2 separate regions of the Homo sapiens genome follow, and region 2 is linked to region 1. The links are chromatin loops, found by intact Hi-C in ENCODE. Cell type or tissue: psoas muscle. All regions are shown on one strand.

What was found. A loop is a pair of places that touch in the nucleus more often than their neighbours do. Peaks named below come from ENCODE experiments on the same cell type or tissue, not always from the same donor. Only the 100,000 strongest peaks of a DNase experiment are listed, where the experiment ranks them.
Region 2: a loop joins it to region 1, with 4 times the contacts of the local background. A loop is called at or near these places in 5 of 110 quality-filtered maps.

The regions. Positions count from the first base shown.
Region 1 is chr9:35,902,014-35,904,513 of GRCh38, forward strand. LOC124902149 (a long non-coding RNA gene) reads right to left here. Exons shown (of 3, transcript XR_007061471.1): 1 at 2,355-2,500; 2 at 1,425-1,476. Among named protein-coding and RNA genes, the nearest start is that of HRCT1, 2.9 kb to the right of the region's middle. In psoas muscle, a CTCF peak has its summit at 1,171 (motif pointing right); no DNase peak of the experiment used is centred here; H3K27ac peaks cover 59 bases.
Region 2 is chr9:35,851,245-35,853,744 of GRCh38, forward strand. TMEM8B (transmembrane protein 8B) reads left to right here. Exons shown (of 13, transcript NM_001042590.4): 11 at 1,583-1,729; 12 at 1,897-2,013; 13 at 2,261-2,500. Among named protein-coding and RNA genes, the nearest start is that of OR13J1, 18 kb to the right of the region's middle. In psoas muscle, no CTCF peak of the experiment used is centred here; no DNase peak of the experiment used is centred here.

The DNA of each region.
Region 1 (2,500 bases):
TTAATGATTGTTTCTCCACGGGCTCTATTCTCTATTTCTGGAATGCCTATTATATAGGTATATTTGATTTCTGGATCTTTCTTTTCTTTCTCTCTCTTTTAGCCTCTTTATTTATTTATTTATTTCTGAGTTATAGGGAAAGTTCTCAAAGCAATCTTTCCAGATTTGGTTTTTAATTGGAAAATAAATTTCCTGTTTTTGCATATTTTCCATATTCATATATGGGTTGACTTTTGGAATTCTATTTACAGTATAAATTACAGAATTTTACTGTTTTTGTTTCTTAGATTCTAGTAACCCTAATGATAAAGATATAATAACTTACATCTTTTTTCGTATGTCTAGAAATTATCATATATTTGCTCACTTTATGGAGGGACCTAGATCTACATTTGTTTGGAATTGAGATTTGAAATGGGTATTCTAAAAGATATGTAGATCATTTTCAAACGTGTTGGTTCCAGGCAATGGGAAAAGAAGAAACATGGAATATTTATAGTTTAGTTTTCTAGATTGGGAGATCCAATCGACCATGATTAGGGCAGGAAGAGCTTCTGAGAAGAGGAGAGAAGTTTGCTGTTCTGCTGCGCAACTTCTTCTCACTGTTTGTTGAGGCAGTTCAAGGTCGGCTGGAAGAATGTCCCCCCTTCTCTAACTGGCATGAGCACCTGGGTTAGAAACCTGCTGGCCAATGTCCTTGCTTTTCTGTGCAAACCAAAAGAGGAGCTGAGCCTTGGCCACCTTCTCTGCGAGCAGGCACTCGCAATTCCCAAGGTTGCTCAGTTTTTTTCCCGCTTATCCCCATCTCAGCCTTTTTCCTAGTCCTGGCTGTCTATTACGGGGCTTTAGGGAGACTCTCCTGGGGCGTATCCTCCATTATTTCCCAGGAATGTCCTTCTTTAGTCAATATACTCATCAGCCTGGTTCTATTTGCACTGTATCTTGTTGAAATTCCTTGAAGTTTATGGGCCAGTAATGTGATTTTTTTTACTGATTTCTAGAGTGGAATAGGATTTTTATCTCTTTGTCTGTTTCAATAGGAATTTGGAATAGGGAGGATTTAAATGCACGGGTCCAAATTATGATCTGTAAACAACCATCAGATACTGTAACTTTTGACAGGTCAGAATACAAAACTGATTTATTTACAGTGTCACCACTAGGTGGTGCCACCAATTAGTGAAAACAATGTGGTTGCTATGGCTGGACTTCCAAGAACCACCTGCAGCTACTACAAGCACATATTTGTGAGTTGTCTGGAACTTGTATTCACCTGTGCATATTTGCATGAGCGTGTGCACACACAGTTATTGGTGTATAAGTTTTCCCACAGAGCAATGTTGATTTACAAGCATGTGCATGAGTCTGTGTACCCTGGAAAGTATGGGCACGAAGCTAAATAATATGAGTTTCAAAAAGCTTACCCATCAGCTGTGTGGTCTAGAACTCCCATTCCTTGGCTAGGAAGTCCCAACCCTGAGGAAGAAATACAATGACAAGCTTTTCTGAAGCGGGGGATCCGGAAACACAGCCACAGTGTCCTTAAAGTTATCAGTCTTGCAAACCCTCATGTACAGTATACAGTCAAGCCTCCAAGAAGGTCTCTGTCACTTCTTTTTTTTTTTTTTTTTTTTTGAGACTGGGTCTTGCTGTGTTGCCCAGGCTGGAGCACAATGGTGTGATCTCAGTCCACTGCAGTCTCAACTTCCCAGGCTCAAGCAACCCTCCTGCCTCAGCCTCCTGAATAGCTGGGATTATAGACATGTGCCACCATGCTCAGCTAATCTTTTGTATTTTTTATAGAGGCAGGGTTTCGCCATGTTGCCCAGGCTGGTTTTGAACTCCTGGGCTCAAATGATCCACCCCTCTTAGCCTCCCAAAATGCTGTGATTACAGGCTACTGCACCTGGCTGTGTCACTTCTTAACATTTATGCCTAGTGTTCCATTATTGGAACACTAAGCATGTGGGAGTTATTTTTATCATACTGATCAAGGTCATTGCCAAGGTCTGATTGCAAAAATTCAAAAAATTGCAACCTTAGGCATAAATGGGTTAAGTCATGGAGGACTGTATTCTCAATGGCTGTCCCTCACTGCCCCCAGGAGTGCCCAAAGCATCTAAACAAATGTTCACTTTGGGATCCTACTACCCAGATGGAGAGTGAACCTGCACCTAAGGAAACAGATGTCGTGTGTATGTGTATGTGTGAGGGGGCACTCCCAACCCCTGCGCCCTCCAGGTTTATTCACATCTCCACCTCATCTTCCCGCTGTCTCTGTGGAAGGCCCTGCTGATCTCAGGCTGTCACTCTGGACGGCTCCCTCACTGCAGGGATGGTGCTCTGTTGAGTACCTGCTGTATAGATTAGCGCACGAGGCTGGGAGAACTTAGGCAAGTGTTTCCCTTCTCTGGCTTCAGTTTCTCCATCTGTCAGTGAAGGCTGAGTCTGGGTGATTCCAAGGGGCCGTTTGAGCTGACTGAAGTTCTTCAAGTTCATA
Region 2 (2,500 bases), 51 kb before region 1:
CCCGCCAATTCCCTGTTCCCCACCAAGTAGCTGGGACTATAGGCACACGCTACCGTGCCCAGCTAATTTTTGTGTGTTTTGTAGAGATGGGGGTTTCACCATGTCGCCCAGGCTGGTCTTTAACTCCTGGGCTCAAGTGATCTGCCCACCTCATCCTCCCAAAGTGCTGGGATTAACAGGCGTGAGCCACTGCACCCAACCTAAAAAAATTCATTCTAATGTTGATATGGACCTACATGAAAAGTCTGAAAATTTCCCATTGAGAACTCACTTTTTCAATTTAACAGTATATTAAGAGGGAACCATGTCCCCAAAATAACAAGCCCTTTCGAAAGCCTGGAACACCCACTTAAAACATGTTCATCCTTAGGCAGTCTCTTTTTGCAGGAGCAAAATTCTTTACCTCCAAAGTGAAGGAAAAGAAAGAAGATAGATACGCAAGCTTGAGTCTTGCAGCTTAAAATTTAAAGGAATCAAACCCAAAGTTTCCTGATGCCAATTTATATCCCAGGTTTTCGTCTTCATTTTGTTTTCTTTTTCTAAGATCCTAGCTTCTTCCTTTCCAAATTTGTCTGTTGAAGTTGTAATTTTTGCAGTTTAAATGATTGGATGACATCTTCAGTAGGGTCAAAGGAAACATTAGCGATTTCTTTTTCATCTTTTGTCTCTAGAGACTGACTTTGGAATATGTTTTCCAGATTTTTTGGTGGCATCTCTGCCACTAAAGAGTTATGCCTAGAAAACTTTTTTCACAAATAAGGGAACACAGGATGCTGGAAGCCATGGCATTGTCCAGAGAGACAATCTGGACATGGGTTGGAACTACAGACAAGGGAGCTAATGGCAGACTTTGCTTGGTTCCTTAATTAGGATGTCCAGTTGAGTCTGATCCGATTCCACTTCTGCTCCCTGCATCCCCTTTGAACCTCCTCAATAGTCCACTCTTCACTATGTTCTCCAGAGTGTAGGATGGGTGGACACTGTCCCCTCTCCATGTTCTTCCCCATGGTGTGAAGTGCCATGCCTCTCTCCATGGCCTTAGGGACTGCCTTTTTTCTTACCTGCCACACACTCCCCGCATTTGTTGGGAAGGGATGAAGAGGGTCAGTTGGTGGAAGCCCTGAGAGTGAAGCCCAGTTCAGAGTCTGAGCTAGCAGGGGAAACTGGGACATAGTGGGGAGATTTGGTTTCTGGGTAGCTTAGAGCTTGGGCCAGGGATGGGGATTATAGGTGGGATCCATGGTGAGCATGAGGAGACAGGGACAGGATTGGCCTCAGCTTGAGGGTATCAGAACCCCCTGGCAGGGCACTCTCCACAGCACCTTCCAGAAGCAGGAAGATTAGGAAGCTCAGGGTCAGGGTCAGGGCTGCCAGATACATATTAGTTATGTAGCAGACTGGACCTCCTTACCACATTCTTCTCAGGATTTGGGGAGTCAGGCATTTCCCAGATCTTCTCATCTGTGACCTTTCACCTCTGCTGCACTGACAGCAGCACACCACCCCTGGGCCCACCCCTCCGGTTTTGTAGATCTGGACCTCTGCCTCAAGTTCTCTCAATGCCTGTCATTTCTTCCTTCAGTTCTATCATGCCTGTGACCAGCCAGGCATCGTGGTTTTCTGCATCATGGACTACGATGTGCTGCAGTTCTGTGATTTCCTGGGCTCCTTAATGTCCGTGTGGGTCACTGTCATTGCCATGGCTCGTTTACAGCCCGTGGTCAAGCAGGTCAGTCCAGAGTGGGCCCTGGGGAACAACCATGGCCAAGTCTCCTTGAAATCCACTCCTGACCTCTCCCTGGGGGCATTTCCAAGTGCCTCTCATGATTCTGACCCAGGCCCTGGAGTGCTGTCTGTCACCTGGCCCTAGCCCAGCCCTTGAGTCTCTTTCTCTAGGTGCTGTATTTGCTGGGAGCTATGCTGCTGTCCATGGCTCTGCAGCTTGACCGACATGGACTCTGGAACCTGCTTGGACCCAGTCTCTTCGCCCTGGGGATCTTGGCCACAGCCTGGGTAAGGGTGGGGAGGGATGTGGGGGGAGGGTCCCAGCAGGACTTGGGTGCTGGGCCCCAGGTATCTGGTCCCCAGTTTAAGGTGGGCTTGGCTCTGTCGTCATCACCTGCTGCTGGCAGTGTCCGCTCCAGTCTTGGCAGGTGTCTTTAGGTCACAACCAGGATACAGAGGAAACCTGAGAGTGACCAGCTCTGGCTTGGGTTCCAGGGCTTGGCATTCCTGAGCCCCACTTCTCTGTCTCCCCCAGACAGTACGCAGCGTCCGCCGCCGGCACTGCTACCCACCCACGTGGCGCCGCTGGCTTTTCTACTTGTGCCCTGGCAGCCTTATTGCAGGCAGTGCCGTCCTGCTTTATGCTTTTGTGGAGACCCGGGACAACTACTTCTACATTCACAGCATTTGGCATATGCTCATTGCGGGCAGTGTGGGCTTCCTGCTGCCCCCTCGTGCCAAGACTGACCACGGGGTCCCATCTGGAGCCCGGGCC